Regions from separate parts of the Mus musculus genome. Here region 1 is linked to region 2. The links are chromatin loops, found by intact Hi-C in ENCODE. Cell type or tissue: left cerebral cortex. All regions are shown on one strand. Each heading gives the region's core, and the rest is flanking DNA. Links, peaks and the distances in the headings are about the cores only.

Region 1 (7,880 bases), core at 1,871-4,370, 1.2 Mb before region 2:
TGGCCATAAATATAGAGAAAGCCAATGGAACACCAAATAGATTGCATCAGAAAATATTTTCAGCAGATAATAATCAAAATGTTAAATGTACAGAACAGAGAAAGAATATTAAAAACTGTAAGGGGAAAAGGCCAAGTAACATATAAAGACTGACCTATCAGAACTATACCAGAGTTTTCAATAGACTTTAAAAGATAGATCATGTGGACCCTAACAGACCACAGATGCCACCTTAGTCTATTATATCCTGTCAAACTCTCAATCATCATAGATGAAGAGACCAAGATAACCCATGACAGACACAAATTTAAACAATATATTTCTACTAATCCAGCTCTACAGACAATAATAGAAGGAAAATTCCAATGCTAGGAGACTAAGTATACCCATGGACAAACCAAGAAATTAATCATCTCACTGCAAACCCAAAAGAAGGAAATAACACACACACATGCACACACATGTGCATGAACACACAAACACACAATACTACCTTCAACAACAAAACTTACAGGAACTAAAATTCATTTATCTTTAATATCTCTCAACAACAATGGCCTCAATTCACCAATAAAAAAAAGGCTAATAGAAAGGATAAGAAAACAGGTAGTATCATTTTGCTGCATACAAGCAGTACACCTCATCTTACAAAGAGAGCAACTTCCAAACACTGACACCATTGCATACACTAGCAAGATTTTGCTGAAAGTACCCAGATATGGCTGTCTCTTGTGAGACTATGCCGGGGTCTAGCAAACACAGAAGTGGATGCTCACAGTCAGCTAATGGATGGATCACAGGGCTCCCAATGGAGGAGCTAGAGAAAGTATCCAAGGAGCTAAAGAGATCTGCAACCCTATAGGTGGAACAACATTATGAACTAACCAGTAGCCCCCGGAGCTCATGTCTCAAGCTGCATATGTATCAGAAGATGGCCTAGTCGGCCATCAGTGGAAAGAGGCCCATTGGTCATGCAAACTTTATATGCCCCAGTACAGGGGAACGCCAGGGCCAAGAAGTGGGAGTGGGTGGGTGGGGGAGTGGGTGCGGGAGCATGTGGGGGACTTTTGGGATAGCATTGGAAATGTAAATGAAATAAATACCTAATAAAAAGAAGGAAAGAAAAAGAAAAAAGTTTTCCAAGAAAACAGTCCCCCAAACAAAGCTGAAGTTGCCATTCAAATATCCAATAAAATATACTTAAAACCAAAAGTAATCAAAAGATGTGGAGAAGGACACTTTATACTAATCAAAGGAAAAACCTTCCAAGATGAAGTCTCAATTTTGAACATCTATGTGCCAAATGCAAAGGTACCCAGACTCATAAAAGAAACTTTACTAAAACTCAAAACCCACATTCAACCTCACTCAATAAAAGGGGAGACTTCAACACCCCATGCTTCCCAATTGACAGGTCATTGAAACAAAAGCTAAACAGAGACAAGGTAAAGTTAATAAAAGTTATGAAACAAAAAAAAAATTTAACATATATCTCCAGAATATTTTACCCCCAAACAAAAGAATATACCTTCACAGCACCTCGGAAACCTTCTCCAAAGTTGACCATATGAAAAGAAAACAAGTCTCAACAGGTACAAGAAGATTGACATCATCCCATGCATTGTATTAGATCACCACAGACTAAGGCTGGACTTCAATAACAGCAAAAATGACAGATAGCTCAAATACTCATGGAAACTGAACAACTCCCTACTCAATGATAACTTGGTCAGGGAGAACATAAAGAAGTTAAAGACTACTTAGAATTCAATGAAAATAAAGGCACAGGATCCCCAAACTTATGGGATGCAATGAAAGCAGTGTGAAGAGCAAAATTCATAGCACTAAGTGCCTTCATAGAGAAATTGGAGATACCCTCTACAACTTAACAGCACACCTGAAAGCTCTAGAGCAAAGAGAAGCAAATACTCACAAGAGTAGACAGAAGGCAATAGCCAAACTCAGGGCTGAAATCAACCAACTAGAAACAAAGAAAAAGATAAAAGAATCAACAGAACTAGCAGCTGTTTCTTGAGAAAATCAAGATACAAATACCTTTAACCAAACTAACTAAAGAGCACAGAGACAATATCCCAAAGCAAAATCAAAAATGAAAAGCTAAACAAAACAACAGAAACTGATGAAATTCACAAAATTATCTTACCTTACTAAAAAAACTATACTTGACAAAATTGGAGAATATATATATATACATACATACACACACACACACACACACACACACACACACACACACACACACACATATATATATATATATATATATATATATATATATATATATATATATATATAAAGATAATTCCAAGACAGTTACCATGTACCAAAGTTTAATCAATGTCAGGTAAACTATCTAAGGAGTACCATAACCCCCCCTCCCTGCAAAAAAAAAAAAAGTCATTAAAAATGTGTGTGTGTGTTTGTGTGCGTGTGTGTGTGTGTGTGTGTGTGTGTGTGTGTGTGAGAGAGAGAGGGAGAGAGAGAGAGAGAGAGAGAGAGAGAGAGAGAGAGAGAGAGAGAGAGAGCAAGCTAGCCCAGGTCAAGATGGTTAAAATATTGTTAGTGCAGAATTCTACCAGACCTTCAAAGAAAAGCTAATGCAAATACTCCATACAAATATTCCTCAAACTCATCCACAAATTAGAAATAAAGGGAACACTACCTAATTCATTCTATGAAGCCACAGTTACTCTGATAACTAAAACACACAATGACCCAACAAAGACAGAGAACTTCAGACCTGTTTTACTTATGGGTATCAATGAAAAAATACTAAATAAAATTCTCACAAAATAAACCAAAGAACACATCGAAACAACATTCATCACGATCAAGTAGGCTTTATCTCAGGGATGCAAGGCAGGTTCAATATAAAAAATCTAAAAAAAAATCAACAATATAAACAAACATAAAGAAAAAAAGGCACATAATCATTTCATTAGATACTGAGAAAGCCTTTGACATAATACAAAACCCTTCATGTTAAAAGTCTTGAAGAGATCAGCAATTCATGACACATAACTAAAAGTAATAAAAGCAATATAGAGCAAACCAACAGCTAACATCAAATTAAAATGAGAGGGACTTGAAGCAATCCTACTAAAATCAGGGACAAGTCTGCCCACTCTCTCACTATCAGTTCAATATAGTATTGAAGTACAAGTAAGAGCAACCAGAAAACAAAATATGCCCAGGAGTAGAATAGCTGGGTCCTCAGGTAATACTATGTCCAATGCTCTGAGAAACCGCTAGACAGATTTCCAGATTGGTTGTACCAACTTGCACTCCCACCAGCAATGCAAGAGTGTTTCTCTTCCCACATCCTCCCCAGTACTGGCTGTCACCCGTGTTTTTTGATCTTAGTCACTCTGACTGGAGTGTGGTTGAATCTTGGAGTTCTTTTGATTTGTAGTTCTCTGATGACTAAGAATGTTGAACTTTTTTCTGTTTTTTTTTCCTTTTTTTTGTTCTTTTAATTTATTGTTTTTTATTAGATATTTTCTTTATTTATATTTCAAATGTTATCCTCTTTCCTGGTTTCTCCTCCGAAAAACCCATATTCTCTCCCCCTTCCCCCTGCTCACCAACCTACCCACTCCTGCTTACTGGCCCTGGCATTCTCCTACACTGGGGCATTGAGCCTTCTTAGGACCCAGGGCCTCTCTTTGTATTGGTAAATGGCAAGGCCATCCTCTGCTACATTACAGCTGGAGTCACGAGTCCTTCCATGTGTACTCTTTTGTTGGTGGTTTAGTCCCTCAGAGCTTTGGGGGTACTGGTGGGTTTATATTGTTGTTTCTCCTACAAAACTACAAGCTCCTATGGCTCCTTCGGTCCTTTCTCTAGCTCCTCCACTGGGGACCCTATGCTCAGTCCAATGGTTGGCTGAGAGAACCCACCTCTGTATTTGTCAAGCACTGGCCATCTTTCAGGAGACACCTATATCAGGCTTCTGTCAGCAAGCACTTTTGGCATCCACAAGAGTGTATGGGATGGATCCCCAGGAGGGGCAGTCTCTGGATGGCCTTTCCTTCAGTCACTGTTCTACCCTTTGTCTCTGTATCTCCTCCCATGGGTATTTTGTTCCTCATTATAAGGACTGAAGTATGCACACTTTGGTCTTCCATCTTCTTCAGCTTCATGTGGTCTGTGAGCTGTATCTTGGGTATTCTGACTTCTGGGCTAATATTCACTTAGCAGTGAGCACATACCATATCTGTTATTGTGTGATTGTGTTACCTCAGGCAGCATGATATTTTCTAGTTCCATCTATTCGCCTAAGAATTTCATGCAGTCATTGTTTTTAATAGCTGAGTAGTACTCCATTGTGTAAATGTACCACATTTTCTGTGTCCATTCCTCTATTGAGGGACATCTAGGTTCTTTACAGCTCCTGACTATTACAAATGAGGGTTCTATGAACTCAGGGGTGCTTGTGTCCTTACTACATGTTGGATCATCTTCTGTGAATATACCCACGAGTTATATTGCTGGATCCTCAAGTAATACTATATCCAATTTTCTGAGAAACACCCAAACTGATTTCCAGAGTGGTTGTACCAGCTTGCAATCCCACCAGCAATGGAGGAGTGTTCCTCTTTCTCCACAACCTCGGCTGCATCTGCTGTCACTTGAGTTTTTGATCTTAGCCATTCTGACTGGTGTGAGGTGGAATCTCAGCGTTGTTTCTCTGAGTCCACGTGCTTGAGGCTCTTCCCCACTTTCTTTCTGTTAGTTTCATTGTGTCTGATTTTATGTGGAGGTCCTTGATCCACTTGGATTTGAGCTTTGTACACAGAGATAAGAATGGATCAATTTGCATTTTTCTACATGCTGACTTCCAATTGAACCACCACCATTTGTTGAAAATGCTGTCCTTTTACACTGGATGGTTTTAGCTCCCTTGTCAAAGATCAAGTGACCATAGGTGTGTGGGTTCATTTCTGGGTCTTCAATTCTATTCCATTGATCTACCTGCTTGTCACTCTAACAATACAATGCAGTTTTTATCACAATTGCTCTGTACTACAGCTTGAGTTCAGGGAAGGTGATTCTCCTAGAAGTTCTTTTATTGTTGAGAATATTTTTTGCTATCCATTTTTTTTGTTATTCCAGATGAATTTGCAAATTGCTCTTTCTAACTCTATGAAGAATTGAGTTGGAATTTTGATCGGGATTGCATTGAAGCTATAGATTGCTTTAGGCAAGATGGTCATTTTTACTATATTAATCTTGTCAATCCATGAGCATGCGAGATTTTTCCATCTTCTGAGATCTTCTTCTATTTCTTTCTTCAGAGACTTGAAGTCCTTGTCATACAGATCTGTCATTTGCTTAGAGTCACACCAAGGTATTTTATATTGCTTGTGACTATTGTGAAGGGTGTTGTTTCCCTAATTTCTTTCTCAGTCTGTTTATTCATTGAGTAGAGGAATGCCACTGATTTGTTTGAGTTAAATTTATATACATCTTCTTTGCTGAAGTTGTTTATCAGGTTTAGGAGTTCTCGGGTGGAATTTTTAGGGTCACTGAAATATACTACCATATCATCTGCAAATACTGATATTTTGACTTCTTCTATTCCAATTTGTATTCCTTTGACCTCCTTTTGTTGTCTAATTGCTCTGTGTAGGACTTTGAGTACTATATTAAGTGCTTCTCAGCCAGTCAAGATTCCTCACTTGAGAATTCTCTTAAACATTGATTCTCAACAGAGGAATCAAAAAATGCTGCATCATACTGTGAGGACATGTGCACCACTATGCTCATAGCACCTTTATTTATAATAGCCAGAAACTAGAAGCAATCCATATGTCCCTCAACTGAAGAATGGATACAGAAAATGTGATCCATTTACATAATGAAATAATATTCAGCTAATAAAAAGGCAGACACATGACTTTTGCATGCTGATTGATGGGACTAAATTTATCATACTTACTGAGATGCCAGATGCAAAATGAAATGCATTGTATTAGTCTGAAAGTACAGAATACACATTAAAGAACCCGAGACTGTAAGAAGTTTAATGAGAAGGAAGGCCAAAGTGATAATGGCTTAAACTCACTTAGAAAGGGGACCAAAATAATCACAGGAGGCAGAGGGAATGAGGATCCTGAGTGGGAGAGGGGAGGGGTAGAGGAAAGAAGGGGTGGACCAGGTGAGAGAGAGGAGAGAAGCCCCGAGGGTCTGTTGAATGAATGGAAATATGCAGATGCTGGTTGTGGGTGTTCAAGGGGATCCTCTCGAAAGTCTCTGAGACCTGGGATGTGAGAGGTCCCCAGGACTCATTGGGGGTGATCTTGGTCAAAATGTCCAACAGTGAGAACATGCAACCTGAATAGGCCACCTCCAGTAGATTGTCAGGGTCCCCAGTGGAGAGATGGACACCAACTTAACTTCATATTTTTGACACAGGATTGTTCCCATCTAAAAGTAATACAGGGAGAAAAATGGAGCAGAGACTGAAAGAAAGGCCATTCAGTGACTGGCCAACTTGGGATCCCTCCCATGGATGGGCACCTAACATTGATATTATCACTGATGTAATATTGTAATATTGTGTTTGCAGACAGAAGCCTAGCATGGCTGTCCTCTGAGAACATCTACCAACTGACTGAGGCAGATGCAGATACAGCCAGGCATTGGACTGAGGTCAGGGATGCCTATGGAAAAGTTAGGGAAGCCCTGAAGGAGCCTAAAGTAATAGCAACCCTGTAGGAAGACCAACAGTGTCCAGGATCCTGGACTGGTGTGAGCTCCCAGAGAAAAGCCACCAATCAAAGATCATACAAGGGCTGTGTATTGGTTGGTTTTATATGCCAACTTGACACAAGCTGAAGTTGTCCCAGAGAAACTAGTTTCAGTTAGGGAAATGCTTCCATGAGATCCAGCTGTGGGGCATTTTCTCAATTAGTGATCAAGGGGGAAGGGCCCCTTGTGGGTGGGACCATCTCTGGACTGGTAGTCTTGGTTCTATAAGAGAGCAGGCTTAGCAAGCCAGGGGAAACAAGCCAGTAAAGAACATCCCTTCCATGGCCTCTGCATCAGCTCCTGCCTCCTAACCTGTTTGAGTTCCAGTCCTGACTTCCTTTGGTGATGAACAGCAATGTGGAAGAATAAGCTGAATAAACCCTTTCCTCACCAAGTGCTTCTTGGTCATGATGTTTGTGCAGGAATAGAAACCCTGACTAAGACAGGCTGGTCTGAGGTCCTGGCATTATTTAGAAGAGGACTGCCTTGTCTGGTCTTAGTGAGAGGGGATGAACCTAATCCTGTACAGTTTTGATGACCCAGTGAAAGGGGAAGTCTGCATAGGGGTTGGGGGGGATAGAGTGGTGAGCACCTTCTCAGAGGCAACTGGAGGAGGAATGTAGTTAAGAACCCGGAAGGGGAACCGAAAAGGGGGGGGGGGGTTGGAATGTATATAAATAAGACAATTATTTTTAAAAACCCATATGAATACATTTGTGGACAGTAAATTGTGAACTCTCAAGTGTTTGTTTGATTAATTTATGTGCAAGGCATTTTAAAACAAGATACTAAAATTTTTTTAAAGGTACAATGGCAAAGAAATTAAGTGACTAAATATATGGGTGGCTAATAATGAAATAATAATGAGCATGTGGTGGCTTTAACTTAAGCCCTACTGAGTCAAACTTAAAGTATCCATTTCTGACAAGGATAAGGATGATCTATCACAAAGGTTTTTATTTGTATTTGAAAGCTTATCCTTTAACTCCTGAGTTATATTCTCATTTCCAAGCAGGTTTATCTAATTGTCTCAAGTATTGAAGTAAACTCTTAGAACTATGTGCTAAACTAGTACATACTTTAATCTCAAAGTTTAAAATGCATAA
Region 2 (7,880 bases), core at 3,158-5,657:
ACCTTTATTTAATCATATCTATCAGAGAGACATGATTTGCATGTAGTTCCCTGATTAGTTGTTGCGGAAGCTGCTGCTAGTGTTGTGTTATTATTGCACTTAATTATTATTATTATTACACTTAATAATTATTCTAGCCTAGCTGGAAGATAAATAATAATATATTTTAATTAGTAAACACTATACTAGAGATTAAATTCATAGGAATTAACTATTTTATCATTTGAAAGTGGAATAAATATTTACCTATGATGAAATGTGTTTAATCTATAGTCAAACAATACGATTTTGTTTGTATGGATTTAGTAGTGGTAGGGGCATGTGAAGTGAGATTTAGAATTTTATTTAAAAGAAGTTTGAGATGCTCCAACAAGAATTATAATTCCCATATAGCCAACTTATTCATGAAATTTGCACTTACAGCCCTATTGAGTGACATAAATATGAAAGTCATTTCTAGTTTTCAAAATGTTTAGTTCTGTAATTCCCATTACCTTTCAGTGCCATTTTTCAGCTTAATGTTCACTCATTAAAGTAAAATATAGTCGTTGGACTATATGGTACATTACGAACTTTATGATTTCAATTATTTGATTCGGTACTCTATAAACAGTTGAAGATGAATTATTTTTCAAAACCAACAGTTAAAAAACACGTTCTTGCTTTATAACCAGCCTCATAGTCAGTTTTGGAGAAGGATACATGAGGTACTGAGAAGAAGGAATATTCTTTTGTGTTTGGGTGAAATATTTTATAGATGTCTATTAGGTCAATTTGATTTATGTTGCTTAAGTTTTGGTTTTTCTCTGTTTAGTTTTTTCTAGATGACCTGTCAATGAGTGAGCATGGGATGATAAAGCCCCACACTACTAGTAGTGTTTTTGATGTACTTTTAAGCTTTAATGATGTTTCTTTTTTGAATGTGGGTGCCCTTGCTTTTGGGGCATACATGTTCAAAACTGAGATGTCATCATGGTAGATTTTTCATTTGATGAGTATGAAGTGTTCTTCATCATCTCTTTTTTTGAACAATTTTCACTAAATATTTACTTTACTAGATATTAGAATGGCTGTCTTGCTTCTTGGGTTTGTTTGCTTGGCAAACCTTTATCCAGCCCTGAACCCTGTAGTAATATTTATTTTTATTGTTGAGATATGGTTTTTGTGTGCATCAGAATGTTGAATCCTATTTTTCATCTAGTCTGTTATCCTGTGTCTTTTTATTAGGGAATGTATCTCATTGATGTTGAGAGATATTAATGATCAATGATTATTAATTCCTGTTATTTTGATGTCAGTGGTGTTACTCTCTGTGTCTCTTTCTCTCTCTGTCTCTTTCTGTTTCTCTGTGTCTCTGTCTCTCTCTCTGTCTCTCTCTCTCTGTGTCTGTGTGTGTGTTTGTGTGTGTGTGTGTGTATGTATTTCTCTTATTTTGTTTTTGCTATTGGGGAATTATTTATTTCCTGTGTTTTCTTGTGTGTAGCTAACTTCCTTGGTATGCTGCTTTCCTTCTAGTATTTTCTGTAGGGCTGCACTTGTGGATTGATATTGTTTAAACTCGTTTTTGTCTTAGAATATCTTGTTTTCGCCATCCAAGGTAATCAAGAGTCTTGTTGGGTATAATAGTTTAGATTGGCATCTGTGGTTTTTTAGAGGTACAAGATATCTGTCCAGGCATATCTACCCTTTAAAGTCTGTGTTAAGAAGTAGCCTGTAGTTCTGATAGGTCTGCCTTTGTATGCTATTTGGTAGTTTTCCTTTGCAGCTATGAATATTCTTTCTTTGCTTTGTAGATTTAGGATGATATCCTTTTCTGCTCCAATCTAACTGGTGTTCTGTAAGCTTCTTGTATATTTATAGTCATCTCTTTCTTTAGATTGGGGAAATTTTCTTTTATGATTTTGTTGAAAACATGTTCTGGATCTCAGAACTGGGACTCTTCACTTTCTTCTATCCCTACTATTTTTAGGTTAGGACTTTTCATTGTATTCCATATTTCTTGGATGTTGTGTGACAGGAATTTAACATTTCCTTTGACTGAGAATCAGTTTCTTTTATCATATCTTTTATGCCTGAGATTCTCTGTTACCATCCCTTCTGTTAGTGGTGCTGTGTCTGTAGTTCCTGTTCTCTTACCTAGCTTTTCCATCTCCAGGATTCCCTCAGTTTTTATTTTCTTTATTGCTTACATTTCCATTTTCAAGTCTTGGACAGTTTTGTTCCTTTTCTTCACCTGTTTAATTATATGTTCTTATATTTATTTAAGGGATTTATTTGTCTCCACTCTAAAGCCCTTTGTTTGATTTATTTTCTTATATTCCTTTAAGATATTTATTCATTTCATTTTTAAAGGCCTTTATCATCATTATAAGATTGAATTTAAGGTCATCTTCTTGTGCTTCAGTTTCTTTAGGCCATCCATGGTTTGTTGTCGTGTGATAGCTTGCTCTGCTGGTACCATATTGCCCTGGGACTTGTTGTGTTTTTACTCTGTCCTTTAGGCATCTGGTTTTCTCTGGTATTGACTTGATAATCCTGATAGCAGCAGGACTTCTCAGGAAGGTAAGGTAAGCCATAGGCCTGATAATGCAGATCAGGGTACCCTTCTCTGCTGACTGTGCCTCAGGCAGACCCCACTCTGCAGGCCTTATCCTGGGTGGACCCTACTCTTCAGGTTGTGCCCCAGTCAGACTGGACTGGGATCCAAACTGGTTAGTTCTTGGGCCCCATGAGGGCTTCCACAAGGACACAGGACACTCTTGGGGATCCATTATACTCTGAAAAACTTACCATATAAAATTTAAATTTTACCATATAAATATACCTATAATACTGAAGGAGACATAACAGGCTATATGGCAGAAAGTAGCTTAGAATAAATGAATTAAGTAAGTTATATATAAGCTAGTTGAGAACAAGCTTAAGCTATAAGGCCTAGCATTCATAAATAAATATTTGTCTCTCATTATTCATGCTGGTGGGTCAAAGACAGTAGTCAATGGCATCCAAATATGAGAGCATATATATCCAAGCTTCCGACCTGAGAAATGTCATGGGTAGAAAGTGGGTAAAACATTTCCCTAGCAATCTAGCAGGTTGGGAGGCTTGACTCCCTTAAGAGTGAACAGAGTTTTAGGGTACAGACTGCTACAAATTCTCTCAAGCCTGCAGTATGGTTAGTTGGCCCCTTACTCTCCTAAGGGACATGTGAGCACTCACAGAGTAGAAGTACAACCACCCTCCTGGACCATGCTGCTCCATATGAGGCTATTGCAGGTCCAGAGTGGGCAGAGGTCAGAGGCACCAACCTAGCCCTGTGTGGGAAAGAGCTAGATGGTAGACAGAGCCCAGGAGTTGGCAGCACAGCGGGCAGAATAGGTCCCTGCACAAAAGCTAAGGCTTCTCTGGTCAGTTGCTACAAGAGCTGAGAGGTAGAACAGCCCCTGTGAGCGGAGTAGCCTATGGGTAAAAGCCTACACCCGTGGACAGGGCTATAAGAGGAAAAGCTTGGCAAGTGGGCTTGCAGCGAGCTGAGCCAGAATAGAGCAGAAGTCTAGACCAACCTGAGAGGGCAGCAAAGCTAAATCTCAGAAGGGCAGAAGAAACATTTTCCCAGAGCCAGGGCCAGAGTGAGAAGCCCTGAACTTCTAGCCTGATAAGGTATTAAGTTTGAAAAAGAGGAGGGAAAAAAAACCCTCATGTAAAGAAAAAAAAATCATAGAAAAAATAATTTGAAAATAATAAAGTGAAGTCTCTGAAGAAAGGAGAGAGTTAGAATAAAATTTAAAAATGTATTCTGTGTTAAAATAAAATGGAAATCATAATGACAAAGGGCATTGGGATCCTATAGCATTTTGTTTTGATTATCAGCATATTAATGATTTTTGGTAATGATTGCAATTGTATATGTCCTTTTAAAAATAGATTAGAATAAAACAGACTTGGATTAAAAAAGGGCTAAAGAAATCCGTGCTCGTCGGCCATCACTGGAAAGAGAGGCCCATTGGACATGCAAACTGTATATGCCCCAGTACAGGGGAACGCCAGGGCCAAAAAAAAAAAAAAAATGGGAATGGGTGGGTAGGGAAGTGGGTGGGAGGGTATGGGGGACTTTTGGGATAGCATTGGAAGTGTAATTGAGGAAAATATGTAATAAAAAAAAGAGTCAAAAAAAAAAAAAGAAAAAGAAATCCGTGCTCAGTTACAAAAAAATGGAATAAAAATTAGACAATCCTTTGAATCATAAAGGATTTTCAGATGAATCCAAGCTAAAGCCTACACTGCCACCTTGTGATAAGACTGCAAAAGTGACAGTCTAAATCCATTAAAAACCCTAAAATGATTTTTCTAGCTATGATAAGGGAATTAGATGCATATGTGAGAAATCCATTTTATGACGAATTCAGGTGCAGCCTATAGATGCACTAGGCTTAAAAGATTTTAAAAAGCAGCAATGAACTATGGCTTACATTCACCATATATTAAAACACATAATTAGTAACTGGGCCACACATAAATCAGATAATTCCAAAATACTCGAAAGATCTGATGACAGCCATTTTAGCCCTAATCTATAATGTCTAACATGACAGAAGGATGAGGCTTTGGTTATGAAGCAACAAAATAAAATTAGAGGTACTAATATTGTCAAGGATCAGTAACTAAGTGAAGACCCACATTCTGAGTTAACAGTACAGGTTATGGCCAGCCCCTCCATTTTCCACCTGAACCAGTCGGAGGCCACCAGGGTCCCCAGTGTACTCTCCATGAGGCGGGACCTCGGAATCACCTCGGGATCACAGGTGAGTAGAATGCAACATCAACTCCAAAGAATCACAGAGGGTCTTGTGACAGCAGGAACAGGGACAGAGGAACCCCACCCCACCAGAGGCTGGGATCAGTTCCAGTCAGGGCCAGCCCCTCAATCTTCTGCTTGAACCCAGCCGAGGGTGCCAAAAGCCCCAGAGGACTCTCCACTCTGCAGGACCCCTAGCACACCCAGAACCTCATGATCACAGGAGAGCACGTGGGCAACAGAAGCAACAGAGCTTCTTGGAAAGGGTCCTGTTGGGCCTTCATCATTAGCCAGGAGTCAGAGCTGAGACCCAGACAGCTGGGCACCTTTCTTGCCAGAGGAGAGTCAGCCTACAGGGAGGGCTCTGACCCCAGGATTCAGGTGGTAGATCAGAGCTCCAGACTTCTGGACACCTGCCCTGCACGAGGAGAACTTGCCTGCAGAGAGTGCTCTGAACAATGGGACTCAGGTGAGAGTTGGATCCCCAGGATGCTGACTGACAGAGGCTAACAGAATCAAAGGAGGATCAAGCTGTACCAACAGACAGCTTGAACATTAACACCAGAGATTAACAGATGGCAAAGGGCAAATGTAAGAATCTTACTAACAGAGACAAAGAACACTGGGCATCATCAGAACCCAGTATGCCCATAAAGCAAGGCCTAGATACCCCAACACATCCGAAAAGCAAGACACGGATTTAAAATCATATCTCATGATGGTAGTAGAAGATTTTAAGAAGGGTGTTAATAACTCACTTAAAGAAATATAGGAGAACACTGATAAAAAGGTAGAAGCCCTTAAAGAGGAAGCACAAAAATCCCTCAAGAAATTACAGGAGAACACTGCTAAACAGGTAGAAGTCATTAAAGAACTACAGGCAAACACTGCTAAACAGGTAGAAGTTCTTGAAAAAGAAACACAAAAACCCCTTAAAGAATTACAGGAGAACAAAACCAAACAGGTGATGGAATTAAACACAACCATCCAAGAATGAAAAATGGAAGTAGAAAAAAATGAAGAAAACACAAAGGGAGACAACTCTGGAGATTGAAACCCTAGGAAAGAAATCAAGAAACATAGATGAGAGCATCAGCAACAGAATACAAGAGATGGAAGAGAGAATCTCAGGTGCAGAAGATTCCATAGGGAACATGGACACAACAATCAAAGAAAATGCGAAATTCAAAAAGATCCTAACTCAAAATATCCAGGAAATCCAGGACACAATGAGAAAACAAAACCTATGGATAATAGGAGTAGATGAGAATGAAGATTTTCTACATAAAGGGCAAGCAAATAACTTCAACAAAATTATAGAAGAATATGTCCCATACCTAAAGAAAGAGATGCCTATGAACATAAAAGAAGCCTACAGAACTCAAATAGATTGGACCAGAAAAGAAATTCCTCCTGACACATAATAATCAGAACAACAAATGAACTAGATAAAGAGAGAATATTAAAAGTAGTAAGGGAAAAAGGTCAATTAACATATAAAGGCAGGCCTATTAGAATTATTCCAGACTTCTCACCAGACACTATGAAAGCTAGAAGATACTGGACAGATGTTATACAGACACTAAGAGAACACAAATGCCAGCCCAGGCTGCTATACCCAGCAAAACTCTCAATCACCATAGATGGAAAATCCAAAGTATTCCATGACAAACAAAATTCACACAATATCTTTCTATGAATCCAGCCATTCAAAGGATAATAATGGGAAAACACCAACACAAAGACAGAAACTACACCCTAAAAAAAGCAAGAAAGTTCAACAAACCTAAAAGAAGACAGCCACAAGAACAGAATCCCAACTTTTACAACAAAAATAAAAGGAAGCAACAATTACTTTTCTTTAATTTTTCTTAACATCAATGGACTCAGTTCCCCAATAAAAAGACATAGATTAATAGACTGACTACACAAAAAGGACCCAACATTTTACTGCTTGCAGGAAACTCACCTGAGGGACAAAGACAGACACTACCTCAGAGTAAAAGGCTGGAAAATAATTTCCAAGCAAATGATCCAAAGAAGCAAGTTGGAGTGGCCATTCTAATATCGAATAAAATAAACTTCCAACTCAAAGTTATCAAAAAAGACAAGGAGGGGAAGTTCATGCTCATCAAAAGTAAAATATACCAAGACGAACTCTCAATTCTAAATATCTATGCTCCAAATGCAAGGGCAGCCACTTTCATTAAAGAAACTTTAGTAAAGCTCAAAGCACACTTTGCTCCTCATACAAAAATAGTGGGAGACTTCAACACCCCACTCTCACCAATAGACAGATCCTGGAAACAGAAACTAAACAGAGATACAGTGAAACTAACAAAAGTTATGAAATAAGTGGATTTAACAGATATCTACAGAACATTTTATCCTACTACAAAAGGATATACTTTCTTTTTTTTTTTCCATTTTTTATTAGGTATTTAGCTCATTTACATTTCCAATGCTATACGAAAAGTCCTCCATACCCACCCACCCCCACTCCCCTACCCACCCACTCCCCCTTTTTGGCCCTGGCGTTCCCCTGTACTGGGGCATATAAAGTTTGCATGTCCAATGGGCCTCTCTTTCCAGTGATGGCCGACTAGGCCATCTTTTGATACATATGCAGCTAGAGTCAAGAGCTCCGGGGTACTGGTTAGTTCATAATATTGTTCCACCTATAGGGTTGCAGATCCCTTTAGCTCCTTGGGTACTTTCTCTAGCTCCTCCATTGGGAGCCCTGTGATCCATCCATTAGCTGACTGTGAGCATCCACTTCTGTGTTTGCTAGGCCCCGGCATAGTCTCACAAGAGACAGCTACATCTGGGTCCTTTCAATAAAATCTTGCTAGTGTATGCAATGGTGTCTGCGTTTGGATCCTGATTATGGGGTGGATCCCTGGATATGGCAGTCTCTACATGGTCCATCCTTTCATCTCAGCTCCAAACTTTGTCTCTGTAACTACTTCCATGGGTGTTTTGTTCCCAATTCTAAGGAGGGACATAGTGTCCACACTTCAGTCTTCATTCTTCTTGAGTTTCATGTGTTTCGCAAATTGTATCTTATATCTTGGGTATCCTAGGT

The links. Peaks named below come from ENCODE experiments on the same cell type or tissue, not always from the same donor. Only the 100,000 strongest peaks of a DNase experiment are listed, where the experiment ranks them.
Region 1: a loop joins it to region 2, with 10 times the contacts of the local background. A loop is called at or near these places in 12 of 42 quality-filtered maps.

What each region holds. Positions count from the first base shown.
Region 1 is chr2:88,348,163-88,356,042 of GRCm38, forward strand. No RefSeq gene overlaps it. Among named protein-coding and RNA genes, the nearest start is that of Olfr1176, 13 kb to the left of the region's middle. In left cerebral cortex, for the core only: no CTCF peak of the experiment used is centred there; a DNase peak (open chromatin) is centred at 3,339.
Region 2 is chr2:89,540,432-89,548,311 of GRCm38, forward strand. No RefSeq gene overlaps it. Among named protein-coding and RNA genes, the nearest start is that of Olfr1243, 16 kb to the left of the region's middle. In left cerebral cortex, for the core only: a CTCF peak has its summit at 4,297 (motif pointing left); a DNase peak (open chromatin) is centred at 4,287.